3 separate regions of the Homo sapiens genome follow, and regions 1 and 2 are each linked to region 3. A link is a loop called in an ENCODE intact Hi-C map of the cell type or tissue named here. Cell type or tissue: heart right ventricle. All regions are shown on one strand.

The links. Peaks named below come from ENCODE experiments on the same cell type or tissue, not always from the same donor. Only the 100,000 strongest peaks of a DNase experiment are listed, where the experiment ranks them.
Region 1: it touches region 3 in a loop (2.4-fold over the local background); 43 of 110 quality-filtered maps call a loop at or near these places.
Region 2: a loop joins it to region 3, with 11 times the contacts of the local background. A loop is called at or near these places in 44 of 110 quality-filtered maps.

The regions. Positions count from the first base shown.
Region 1 is chr2:86,371,838-86,374,337 of GRCh38, forward strand. No RefSeq gene overlaps it. Among named protein-coding and RNA genes, the nearest start is that of REEP1, 35 kb to the left of the region's middle. In heart right ventricle, CTCF peaks have their summits at 1,232 and 1,436; a DNase peak (open chromatin) is centred at 1,175.
Region 2 is chr2:86,367,293-86,369,792 of GRCh38, forward strand. No RefSeq gene overlaps it. Among named protein-coding and RNA genes, the nearest start is that of REEP1, 31 kb to the left of the region's middle. In heart right ventricle, a CTCF peak has its summit at 1,167 (motif pointing left); a DNase peak (open chromatin) is centred at 1,145.
Region 3 is chr2:86,297,839-86,300,338 of GRCh38, forward strand. All of the region lies in intron 1 of REEP1 (receptor accessory protein 1), which reads right to left. Among named protein-coding and RNA genes, the nearest start is that of REEP1, 39 kb to the right of the region's middle. In heart right ventricle, a CTCF peak has its summit at 1,012 (motif pointing right); a DNase peak (open chromatin) is centred at 973; H3K27ac peaks cover 1,532 bases.

The sequences.
Region 1 (2,500 bases), 74 kb after region 3:
CTCTGCTAGATATTTACCAATTCATTTGTATCCGATGTTCCTTCTGAAACAATCACTGGGATAAGATGAGATTCTCTTTTTCTGAGGTTTTCGCTTGCCAGAACAGCATTCCAGAATTCTGGTTTTGTTTTTCTTTTTTAAAAGAACTCAGTTATGGTAAAGATATGCATGCTGCATAATGATAAAATAATCTAACTTTCAAGTCAAAAAATAAAATATATTAATCTATATTATTTTAATAGCTTCTTATACAATAAAAAAGCATTGAATTTTCATAGGACACTTTTAATAAGTCACAGTGTGACCAACTCCTTCCTCTTTTCAAGAGTCTGATGGAAGTCCAGCAATTTAATAACAGATATCACTAAGGAAACATGAAAGAATAAGATGAATGGGATAGCTACCGGGAGGGTTGTTTAAACTATCAACCAATATGGCCCCCCTATACTCACACACACACATGGTCACACACACATGCACACTAGAAAGGACATGAAACTCCTCTCTGGCCTGTGGGGGCAGAAGACAGCTGGAGAGGAAGCAAGACCTCAAATTAATTGAAATTTCAATACCCACACGAGGCTACGGCTCCTGTTTGGACAGCATAAACAGAGGCAGAGTAAGTTTGGAGAGCTGAGAGCAGAGGAGCTCTGTTCGCTCTTTCTCTCCAGAACTCTGGTACCTCATAGGAGTGTCTCATGCCCTTTTGCAGTGGAAACTGTAGCGTGACAATGACTGAATGGGATGCCAGGGACACAGGGGTTCTGGGACAGTCTTACCTGTATTCCCACGGCTCTTAAGTGGCATGAGGGAGCTGTCACATTTTTCTGAGCCTCCCTTCCCCAAGAAAGATACAGTAGTTAGATTTTAAAAAAGGAGAGAAATGCTAATCTCCAGGATCCCTTTGCCTTGAGGGAATACTGGGTAGAAAGTGGTGTGAACTCTATGACTGCTATCATATGAGACCAGACCAAGACTGGAGGCCTGGCTATCATGGGTTCTGGGGCACTCCTCCCATATCCCTTCTCCAGGGCAGATGCACTCATCTCTCAGCTGCTGAGAATACTGGTTGCTGACCAGTATCCACTGGGAATTGCCCTGGCTGTGGGGAATTGGCCCCCGGGTGGGAGCAGTCCACACATAGTCAGTGACTGGCTGAGGTAGGGATACAAAAGCCAGCCTGTCCTGCTTCAATTTGGAGCAATCATAAGGCATTGTTCCAGCTCAAGAGCTCCCCCTGGGATCTAGGATCTGTCACCACATTACAGGACGGTTTCTATCTCTCCCCATTCCTGCCTTCCTTGTTCCCTTATTCCCATCTGCAAGACGCATAACTGCCAACACTTTCCAATAACCCCTCTGTAAGCCTTTTTCCATCTCAGAATGTGAATTCATTGTAATATAGTTGGTGCCGGGAGTGGTCCTAGGAAGCCAACTGCAAAAAGGGATTTTGGAAATGGGTCATTTGCTGGCTAGCTGGCAATGAGAACCCTAGACCTGGTGGCTGAGCATATGCATGGGACAAGAGCCCCAGAGTGTGCTGGACAGGTAACATTGTTCTGATCAGCACTAACACAGCTCCTTGGAGGACATTGCAGGGTCTCTGGCTTGCATTTTGAGAAGCCAGTGGAGGATTTTGAGTACAGAAGTGATTTAACCTCACTAATTTACAGGGAATATAGGGAGAAGAGAAACATGTTAAAAGACACCAAGGGGAAACAATCAGAAAAATCCAGGCTGGCAGAAATCCTACAGGATAAACAATGTTGTTTGATTATGTAAAAATATCTTGAAAGATGGAAGACACTATAAGCCAGGTTAGATGACATAAGTGTGTCTACGCATACAGCAGCTCAGGAATGTTACCCAAGAAACTGGTAATGGATGTGCTGGGACCAGATGTAGGCAGCTGTAATACAGAGTGAGGAGGAAAATTACCTTTTGAAGTATTTTCTTTTTTGCATGTTGTTTACTTCACCACCCTATCCAAATAATTCTATTTTGGTATCAAGTAATTGTATTATTTCTTTGGAAACAATACCAATAAATAAATATATCTTTTAAAAAAGGTAGCAATAGACTGGGAAAATCGACATTAATATTCCCAATATACAAATATTTTCTACAAGTCAATAAGAAGAAGATGAACAGCGAAACAGGAAAAAAGCTATTCATCAATCCATCTTTTTCGAATGGTTTTGATGAATCCCAAGCACGTGCCCAGCACTATTCTACATGCTGAGGATAGGGTGCTGAAGTAAACAAACAAAGACTCTGCAATCCAGAGGCTAACATTCAGTAATGGTGGGGTGTGCACGGAAGAAGAGCACATCTACAGGCAATTGACAGGAACAGAAATTCTAATGGTTATAAAGAAATAAAAAATTCTCGACCTCAAAAACAAATATATACAAAGTGAAACAGGAAGACATGATTTTAACCCATGGAGTGTCAAAGATTAAGTAGACCTAGAGCATCCATCCACAGTGAGAGTGGGGGA
Region 2 (2,500 bases), 69 kb after region 3:
GACAATCCTGAGAGGTGAATATTATTATTTTCTCACTTTACAGATAAGAAAACTGAGAGCCAGAACAGTTAGATAATTTGCACAAGGGCTCAGAGCTGGTTAGTGACAGAGCTGGGATGCAAACCCAGGCAGCCTGGCACCAGACTATTAAACTTTGCCTCACTCAGGTGATATATCCATTTGTGGTCCAATCTCAAGAGAGAGTCGGTAAGGGACAAAAGTCAAGAGGTCTGGGATATAATTTCAGGAGCAGAGGGAGGTTTGCTGGGCTGTGTGTGGGGCAGGCAGGCCTGGGTCCTTGGCCTTTGTAACTAGCTCTTAGGGGAGCTCTGGGGACAATGTCCTCCAAGACCCAGCCTGCTGGTCAATCCTGTCTCCTTGCTGAGTCCCCTTTGCCCTTGTCCAGGTGCCCTTTGCCTTGAGCTTCTGCAGTGCCCTGGCTTCCAAACAACCTACTCTGATAAGCTGCACAGTCTTTCAACTCCCAGGTTCAAAGCCCAGCTCTGCTACCTGCTGTCCTTGGATGAGTTTTTTATTTATCCTCCTTACACCTCATTCCTCACCTGTAAAACAGGGATGGTTTTCTTATATTTGCTTTGCTTTATTCCAAGGATGATATCAGACAGTGTCTGCAAAACAAATGGCACATAGTATTACTAAATTCACGTTGGTTCCTCCCCACCCCCAGTCTACTCTGCTCCCTCCTTATCTATCCCCACTTTCCTCTAATTGTGGAATCGCAATCGTGGCTCTTTTCTGCAAACATCCCTCCATCAGATGACAAAATACTCAACTCAAACAGAAGTCAATCGATCCAAACTTAATAGTAACTAATATAACAGTGCTATGCACCAGGCTGGAGGAAAGTGCTTTAAATGCATTTTCTCCTTAAATCTTCAAATGAATCGTGCAATTTCCTGTGGTTTCAGAGACCTCAGTGAGTAACTTGCCCAAGGTCACACAGGGATTTAGTGTCAGAGCAGGATTTGGATCCACCCACCAAACCCAAGCAGACGGCTCCTGTCCAGTGCCTGCACCCTGCCGTCTGTTCCTGTGAGAAGCCAGTCCGGGCCACCCAGTTTCTCTCCCCAGAGAGCCCCCTGTCCCAGAGAAGGACCCTGTTCTGCAACCCAGAGAAGGGGACTCCTTGGGGATTTGGCCTGGGGCGGGTGCGCCCTCTGGGGGAGCCAGCAGAGAACGCCTGGGAAAAAAAAAAAAAAAAAAAAAAAAAAAACGCGGTGGGTGGGAAGGAGGCGGGGCTTGAAAAACCAAATTGCTTTCAACAGGTACTTGGCCAATCGCGAGGTACCGCAGCTCAGTGAAATCCCTAAGTTAAACCCAAGTACCATCCAGACTGATTGAACACTTATCTCCTGTGAGGGTCTGGAATGAATTGGTAACAGATGGATGAGAATTTCAAAACCAGAGAGGTGCCCACAGGAGCCAGCATGGGGGACAGTCCCTAGTGCTGGTGAGCTGACATCTAGGCATCATTGTTCAGTCCTGGGCTCATCAGAGGCAGCCAGGCGAGGTGGAAACTGTTCATGTCCAACTCAGAGAGTGTCAGATGCAAGAGGAATAGGACAACTGGGAGCACTGGTGGTCAAAGGGATTTCTGCTTCGGGTGCAAAATTGGAATTAAAAAAAAAACAACTCTGGAGATTCTATGATTGAAATATCTGTCAAGAATCTGTGATTCTATTACAGGTGCTGCTCTAGGAAAAAATGCACTGTGGGGGTCCTGCTCACACCTGGGGTTAATCTAAGGATTACAGAAGTGCATTTGGAGGGAATATTGAAGCAGACGGAGTGGGCTAGCCTAGTGGGTCTGCGTGTGGCCCCTGAAGAGCGGCTTCAGTGTCACTTGGGACTTGGTAAAAACACAAACTTGAGGTTCCAACCCCAGGCCTACCGAGTTAGAAACTGTACAAGTAGGGCCCAGGAATCTGTTTTAATAAGCCCTCCCAGGGACTCTGATGCAAGCTAAAGTTTCAGAATCACTCTCTAGAGTTCATCTTAATCTGGTGGTTATTTTCCTCTGTATTTTCATCACACAGTACTGATATTTACTACTGTTAATATAACAATAGAGCATCCATCAATTCGGCATTTATTATGAACCAACACAAAAATGAAAAAGACGTAGTACCTTCTTAGTAGGAGCTCACAAAATGATGAGAAACTCAATTTTAACCCAGACAACTGTCATGCGCACCCCAGCCAAGGGATGAACACACTAAGGGTGCAGAGGAAGAAGGGATTCATTTCTACTGATAAGCTGGCAGAAAGAATCACTGAAACAATGATTCGTGATTTGGATTTTGAAGGACATGTATCATGTTCAGCAAGCAGAGAAAGAGAAATTGATTATTACTTAATAATAGTTCAACCGTCCTTAAACCAAGGGTTTGCTTTTAGACCAAACAGAGCAGAATAGTTGTTTTCCTTGATATCTTTATTTGTGGGGCAAGTCAGGCAGCATCATCTGCTGGTGGTTCTC
Region 3 (2,500 bases):
CTCAAAATAAAAAGAGAAAACAACTGACAAGTTCACACTGTTCCCTTTCCCTAGATGTGTTTGAGCCAAGAAGGCCTTACTATAAATAGTATAATTTGGCAAAAACTTCAGCACCATATAGGGTCGCATGCCCCACTTCCCACCCCAACTGGTCCATTAAGAAATGCCTGAGTTGAGGCATCGTCAGAGACATCCTGGGGGAAGTGGATAACCACAGTAACTAACTAGCAGTCTCCAACATTTTAGTGTAGAGTAGTTTAACAGCTCTGTGGCCACTGGCAGCAGGTAGGGAAGGGCATGCTAGGCTGTTTCCCTGGGTTGATGGATTGGTTGGTTTGGGGAATGGTGGAATTCAAGGAATGGGAGAAGTTTGGAGAACAGGGTGCTGGCTAAAGGTGCCTGGCCAGGACCCAGGATGATAGCACCAGGTCCCTGGGCATGGAAGGGCAGATGTGGCACAGGGATGGGCTCCCAACTGGGGGTCAGGAATCCTGGTTCCAGGTTCAGCTCTGATCCCAACAGGCTGGGTAATCTTAGGCCATCACACCCGCTCCCTGGATCTGTCTCTTCATTCTTTCATTCAGAAAACATTCACCTAGTGCCTACCAGTATGGGTGTGTAACACTGTTCTATTGCTGGTGAGGCAGGAGTGAACACATGAAGAGAGCACCGTGTCGAGTTCTGGGGTGCCCTCCCCTCCACAGCTCAAGCATTGTTTATCCCCATGCCTGCAGTCGGACCCAGGTCCAGCCCTGGCCTCTGCTGGGCTGTTTCTACCGTGTGGACGCTTTGAGCATGAACTGGGCCCTCTACCCTCCACCCTGCATCCAGAGATAGTGTGAGGATGTTAGTAAACACTCAAACAACGGTGCGCAGAGCAAAGCTGTTATGGGGCCAGCAGAATAGTCATGGACAGTCACCCTTGCCATGGTACATTCCTGGAAATTGCAGCAGGAAGGAGAATGGTCAAAAGGGGATCGCTTTTTGCTGTATCCCTTTGTCACCAGCAGATGGGAATCCTGGGTCAGCAAGGCAGAGTGCTGACCGAGCTTTCCTCTGGATGGTGGAAAACAAAGAGTGGATAGGCTGGGGAGAAAAACAGGAAAACGGGTGTGTTTTCATCTTTGTGGCTGTGCAGATGAGCAATCAATGAAGCAAAGCTGGGATGTTAAGAACTGACTCTATTCTTGATAGAGCTCAAAAGATACCATTGTTCCCTACTGCCCAAAGAAAAACGTCCAAGCTGCTTATGTTGATATCAAGGGCCTCTGCCACCTAGCTGCAGGTGTCCCACCAGCTCCTTGGGCCCTCTGCTAATTCCTGTCTACTCATGCATTTCTGCCACTGTGCTCAGTCATCATTCTCTTGGCCTGCAGTGCTCTGCCCCCAACTCTGTCTGCCAAAATCCTATGCATTCTTCTAATGCATTGGACTAGAAGCCTTGGCACTACTGACATTTGGGGCCAGACAATTCTTTGTTGTGAGGGGCTGTCCTCAGCATTATCCCTGGGCTTTAACTATTAGATGACCCCACTCCAAGTGTGGCAACCAAAAACATCTCCAGACACCACCGAATGTCCTCTCAGAGCAAAACAGCCCCTGCTTGAGAACCACTGTTCTATGCCTAGATCCAGGGCTATTCTTTTTATAAAACCTTTTCCTGAGCTCCTTAGAACAAGGGTTATATGTGTGCCTTCTACACACTTGGTAATGTTCTATTAGCACTTAACTAGCCTTCTTCCAGCTTGCATTATGTGGTTATATCATACCTTCCTCATTAGGCTACAAGTTCCTTAAGAGCAAGGACAATACTGCGTTCATCTTATACAAGCCACAACACCATCTAGAGTAGCAATTAATATTGGCTACTATTTATTGGCTACTAATAAAGTAGTTATTGGCTACTAATAAACTATGGTTTAACTTCTTACTGTTAACATAAGCACAACTCATCTATGTTGATTGTAGAAAAATTTTAAAATATGTAAAAAATAAAACAAAAATCAAAATCATCCACAATCCAACACCCAGCAACAACAGTAGTTAAAATACTGGTAGACTGAATATGGCCCTCTAATACAAGTACACCAGTAAAATACCCTCCAATCTTCCTTCTGTGAGTGGAGAATCCAAGGAAAATATCTGCAGCAGAGGCAGCAGCCCAGGGCCAGACTGACATGGCCAGGGGGGACCATGAGAGCCATCTTGTCCACCCCAGCAGATGCTTGGATCTGCTTTAGAATGCTGTTCTGGACTGTTTGAACCTCTGCACATACAGGAACTTGCTATCATCCCACGCAGGCTGGTCCAGCTTGGGCCACCCTAAGGAGCTCTTTGTTTTACTGACTTAAAATTTGTTACCTGGGATTTCACTCCTTGGTCCAGTCCAAATTCTGCCTCTTTAGCCAAATCGGTCCACTCTCTCTATTTCCCATCGACAGGTCCTGCCCTCCTTCCTCTGCGCTGAGAACTGTGCCTCTCATCCACTAGGATGGGCCCC